2 separate regions of the Homo sapiens genome follow, and region 2 is linked to region 1. Evidence: chromatin loops called from intact Hi-C (ENCODE). Cell type or tissue: dorsolateral prefrontal cortex. All regions are shown on one strand. Links, peaks and the distances in the headings refer to the core of each region. The heading gives the core; the rest is flanking DNA. Region 1 has its middle 60 kb from the start of GSPT2. Region 2 has its middle 4.2 kb from the start of CENPVL3.

Region 1 (2,921 bases), core at 315-2,814:
AATCATATATTGTAAGTTTGCTGATCATAATGGAATTAAAAAAACAATAGTGGAAAATAACAGGAAAATCTCCAAATACTTGGAAATTAAACATGCATTTCTAAAGAACCCATGGGTCAAAGAGGAAGTACACACTGGAGACAGTGGCTCATGCCTGTAATCCCGGCACTTTGGGAGGCTGAGGCAGGAGAATTGCTTGAGCCCAAGAGTTCAAGACCAGCCTAGGTAACAAAGCAAGACCCCATCTCTACAAAAAATAAAAAAAGATTAGCTGGACATGGTGGTGTGCTTCTGTAGTCTAGCTACTCGGGAGACTGAAGCAGGAGGATCACTTGAGCTTAGGAGTTTGAGGTTATAGTGAACTATTATCATGCCACTGCACTCCAGCCTGGACAACAGAGTGAAACCCTGTCTCAAAAAAAAAAAAAAAAGGAGGAACTACAAAGGTAAAATTAGAGATCATTTTGCACTAAATTAGAATCAATATACAAAAATATCAAAATACAAAATATAAAGATTGGTGGGATGCAGCTAAAGCAGTGCTTAGTGGGGAACGTGAGTCAAATTGTTGAAATAAATTGTAAAAGTACCAGCAAAACTAAGGACCGACCTTATTGCTAGTTTCCTTCTTTGCTCTGACCACATTTTGGTCATTTATTCATTTAACAAACATTGATAAACACGTATTTTATGCTAGGCTCTTAAGTGTTTAAATGTCATCTTTAGCTCTAGGCTCTGGGATCCTAGTGTAGTGTCTCTGGGTGTAGCATAGTATTTGGGACATGGTAGGTGCTCAGTATATACTTGTGGACTGACTAAAAATAACCACAAGAGATCCTCCCCTGTGGTGAGAATTGTGGCGCAGATTTGGGGGCCAGGAGAACTTTCTGGAGGTAGTGGCAATAAATAATTCAGTTCTAAACTTGTTCTGAAAGTATTTAACCAGAGTACGGATTTTTATTATTGAAACATTTTTTTTCAGTTTTCATTTTCTTCCTTTTCTTGGGGAGTATGTAAAATAATGCAAGAATGCTTTCTAAATGAGTCCACGTTTATTCTTTGGATATTTGAATATGGTATGTAACTCTGGATACGATCTCAAAGCAAAAATGATTTAGATTGAAGATTTTTGTAAAAAGCTTGAAATTGAAGTATACCGCTAATACAAATGAACTTTTTAAAAGTGGTGTGCCAGAAAACAGTAAATCAGTTTGGTAAATATGTAACTGTAGACATCCAAGACAGAGAAAATGAGGCCTGAGTTAAGGGACTAAGATGAAGGGAGATATTTCTAAGGCGAATCAACAAGGAGAGGTGGCGAATTGTACATGAGGGATTTGGCAGAGATACTGCAGCTCCTGGCACGACAAGAATTAGGATTTGTAAAAAGTTAGTGATTCTCTCTCCCTGCCGGTTTACATCACAACGTAGGTGTTGATCTAGGGAGGGAGTCAATGAGATAGAGCATTGCAGAGCTTGCTAGAGAGGCACAGGAAGTTGCCTGAAGTGAAGGAGGGGGTAGCGGCTGCAGAAGCTAAAGCTTCCGCCAAACAAAAGAGGACAGCACTTCCGGTCACGCCATCGTTGCTGCCTTCTTCGTCAAGGTGAGTGTAAAGAAGGGGACTTGGTAATTCTCACAAATAAATCCCCATACACTCCAGGGAAACCTCCTTTTGTGCCTCAACGTGGGGTGGAAAGGAGAATTCATCCCCGCGTGCGTTGTATGAAGGATGCTTCTGACGCCTGTGGTTCTGATCGCCTCGCTATCTCCTCCCTTCTCCTCCGGAGATGGGGGGCCCGCTCCTGCCTCACCTCCTCACTCTGGTGGTCCCTTTAACCGCTTGACTCCTGGTCATGCTTCACCTCTCCTCTTTATCCCGTATCCTCTTCTCTGGTCTGAGCCAGCGTCATTCCCTCTACCACAGGTCACTCCTACCTCCTACCTCTCACCTCCGCCTTCTGCCCCCCATCCTGTTAACCTGCGACTCTTTGCGAGCCCCTTCCTACCCTCTGTTTTACTCCCCCTGCTGGCCTTTGGTCTTTCCTGTTCCCCTCCCGCGGAGACCAGTAAATTACGTACTTTGCAACAGTAGGTGTGACTTCAAGGTCAAGGCTTTTTTTTTTTTTTTTTTTTGGTTCTTTTAAAGTATAAGCAAAGAAGCAGAAACCTTAGAGCCCTAAGAGGCATAGGCACTTGTCCAAATGATGTTCTTTTTTTTTTTTTTTTTTAACTCTAAACAAAATTACACATCATTTAGATACTATTGCACAGGTTTCAGTCTTCTACACATTGCATTTATTTTTTTATGTTGCCATAGAATTGAATCCTCAGATTTTGGGGGGCAAACATAGTGGATTATACCTGTAACCTGGTTTCAGCTTCAGCGTAAGCTTTCCCATCCCCTGTAAAACTTCTCTTAGCAGTGAAATGGTTGACAGGAATGGCATCCAGTCACAAATTTATTACTTTATATGAGTTGAGTTTATTATGCAATTTCTTTTCTGGTCTCTGATAGCAACATTAAACAGCAAGCTGACATTTTGCAGACGAAGACTTTTTCTGAGAGCTTTGCAAGTATTACACAATCTATTTGTTGCAATGTGAAATGTACTTTTCTATTACATTTGTTACCATGTCAAATTTATCTTGTGAGAACATTAGTTATTAAATAATAATCACAGTACCGAAATGATCATTAAATTTATGCTGAGAATCAGAGTTTTCCAGGCTCTATCAGGATCTAACGAGGAATTTAACCAAAGTTCTCTTTGAATAAGCAGTGGACTCCTTCCTGTGTGTTATGCTTGCCAGACTAAGGGGTGATTATCTTTTCTAGGCCATGTATAGTTTTTATTTAAGAATAAACAATGAGGCAGAGCTTTTGTGACACCAAAACACTTAGGAAAGAGTATTGCTGATG
Region 2 (2,921 bases), core at 302-2,801, 190 kb before region 1:
TATTCAAGGATATATATTTGTACATGCATGTACGTAAATAGGCATTCAAGCACATAACTACAATAGAGTTAATCAATTTTATTTATTCATTTTTAAACAGGTTAATGCATGGACATATTAATGTGTATGTGCAATGAATGCTTCAAAATTTTCAAAAACACTGGCTAATTGTTTCCCCCACTTCTTTTTACTCAAACCGTAAATACATTTTTTCAGAATTTCCCACCATTGGCAGGAAATAGCTATATTTTAAGTTATGTGCTTTCTAAATAAGTATAATTCTGGAAGTTGTAAAACCCCAATAGAAGCTCTACTTCAGTAACTGGTGCACAGTGAGTATTCTTAGCTTATGCATACACAGATATTTATTGGATAATGATATGTCAAATGATGTACGGGGCACTTGGGATTCACAAAGAATTGGGCAGTGTCCTTGCCTTCAAATATCTCACAGAAAACAGAAATTAAACAAATGTAATTTATGATCTGGTACTGGGACCAGGATAGAAGTCTGATCTTCATGTATGTCACACTCTCTCCAGCTTCTAAGACCTCATATATATTATTCCACTCTCTGGAAAATTCTAGTTCTGCTTTTCACCTAACTCCTATTTATTTGCTATATCTCAGATAGCGTGTCTCTTCTTTTGAAAGGCTATATCTTGCCTCCATCTTGATATATACTGTCAGAACATCTTGAATTCCCCTACTGCTATGAGCACCTATCACTGTTTGTTGTAGTTTCTTGTTTTGTTGTCTTCCTCAACAGACCATGAGCTCCACAAGGACTGAGATCAAGGATGCCTTACTCATTTCTATATCCAGGAGCCTACTTCAGTACCTGCCATACCAGTGTGAGGAAAGACACTATGACAGCTGGAGGGCTCAGTTCATAGGATGGGGATAAAAAACAGTTAGAAAAAAATGAATCCATGCCAATTTCCTATTCATATATCACAGTCAAAGTTGCATGATCGGACATGACTAGATGCTGGAAATTCACTGATGTAGGTTGTATTCTTAATATTCAAATAGTCGAGGATTTTATTTAGCAAGGAAATAAAATTTGGGAGCAATGATTTTATGAAAGATGTCCTATTTCACGGAAAGGACACAGAAAAAAACAGTGCCTCTTTCTCTTCTTGATTCTATTCTTCCTGGTTGTAATTCCTAGAATGCTTATTATAGAGGAAAGCATCCTAACTACTGGGCTTCTTTCCCAGAGATTCTGAGGAAGCAAGCGTCATCCCATTCCCTATGAATTTCTCAAGTGTTAAAGTAAAATCATCCAACAATGTGCCATCACTTATAACGTCCACTGGAGGGCGATATACTACTGCTGGTACCACCTTCTATAGCATAGCCCGCGAGGACTAACTTTAGTTTCCTAACAATGTAATTATAAGTCCTCATAGTGCAGAACACCTAATAAATAAAAGAAGCCTTTTCAGTAGATGTGAAGATACAGATGAGAAGATGGAAATGGCACCAGCCCTGCGCCCACCTCCCATTTCCTTACCTATGACCCCAGGGTAGACCAGGTTCCCAGGGGTCCTGTAATACTTCCCCTCCATGCTGACTTGTGACTAACACAGAACACAGAGCTAATGGTTTCACCTAGAACATGGCCGGTCTCTTTAGGTTCCTGGGTATCTCATCCTGGAGAGAGGACAAGATTAGGAGATGAGTGTTATTATCATAACAATTTTAGAGATGAGGACACTAAAACTGAGGTCCAAATAAGTTTATTAACTGGCCCAAGAATAAACTTATTAACTGGCCTCTTTTCTGTGCTCCCACAGCACCCCACTTTTTCCTAGTCACACTGTATTTGGAGGCTTTCTCATTCGCTAAATGGAAGTGATAAGGACCTAGAGACTGTGTTTTTTGTTCACTGTTCTATCTTAGCATGGAAAACAGTGCTGGGCAGCCAGGAGGCATAAAGTGGAGGAAGGCTAGGCAGAGAATAGGGTATGAGGTGGGAGAGGATGAGGTTCCATCTATGGTGATTCCCCTGTCACAGCTTGGATGAATGTGGATGGGGAAGAAACAGTGGATGTTGTCTGATAAATCCATTAAGAGGAGAAAGATCATGCAGCACCCTACGGATTTACTTCCTATTACTCCTTCTACCCTGTCACTGGATTGATGTAACTCTCACTTTAAGTGTCCAAAAACATCGCACCTGAGAGGGTATCCATGAAAGTATCTAAATCTTAGGATAGAGTGCAATCATGACCCTTGGTTCTATTTATCAGTGTCGTCACCTAATAAGAGCAACCATCATAGCAAATTCTTGAGTGCCTGCTGGGCGTTAGCCACTGTACCAGCAGATTATACACACGCCCTCATTTCATCCTCACAATGAAGATGAGGGTGGGCTTTTATAGATTTTTTTCTTTTTTGAGACAGAGTCCTGCTCTCTCACCCAGGCTGGAGTGCAATGGCGCAATCTCGGCTCACTGCAACCTCCGCCTCCCGGGTTCAAGCAATTCTCCTGCCTCAGCCTCCTGAGTAGCTGGGATTACAGGCGTCCGCCACCACACCTGGCTAATTTTTTGTATTTTGACAGATTTTACAAAGCTGGACAGTAGTGCATAGAAGAGTTGGGTTTTCAGCCCTTGCTCTTTCCTTGAAGTAAGAGATGCCTGAAGCATGGCACAGTGGCCACTGTCAGGGTCCATGATCACTAATGGCTCACAAACATTCATTCACAATTTTGAAGTGTAAGATATACTTCTGTGCAATAGAAAAAAAGACAGCTAACACATAAAGTAACATTAACTTTAAAGCCTCCTTTGGAAATAAAGGGGAAAACACTGACTTCCTGGAACCTGTGGTAAAATCCCCCAAAGACTCCCTTAAACACCTCTTGCTTTCCCCTATATTCCTTGCTGGATATAAGCTGCTCGTTGCTTCTC

Evidence for each region. A loop is a pair of places that touch in the nucleus more often than their neighbours do. Peaks named below come from ENCODE experiments on the same cell type or tissue, not always from the same donor. Only the 100,000 strongest peaks of a DNase experiment are listed, where the experiment ranks them.
Region 2: it touches region 1 in a loop (4-fold over the local background); 3 of 110 quality-filtered maps call a loop at or near these places.

The regions. Positions count from the first base shown.
Region 1 is chrX:51,801,514-51,804,434 of GRCh38, forward strand. It overlaps a transcript of MAGED1 not described here. Among named protein-coding and RNA genes, the nearest start is that of GSPT2, 60 kb to the left of the region's middle. In dorsolateral prefrontal cortex, for the core only: no CTCF peak of the experiment used is centred there; a DNase peak (open chromatin) is centred at 1,568; H3K4me3 peaks cover 1,703 bases; H3K27ac peaks cover 858 bases; H3K27me3 peaks cover 1,106 bases.
Region 2 is chrX:51,613,248-51,616,168 of GRCh38, forward strand. No RefSeq gene overlaps it. Among named protein-coding and RNA genes, the nearest start is that of CENPVL3, 4.2 kb to the right of the region's middle. In dorsolateral prefrontal cortex, for the core only: a CTCF peak has its summit at 1,319 (motif pointing right); no DNase peak of the experiment used is centred there; H3K27me3 peaks cover 2,500 bases.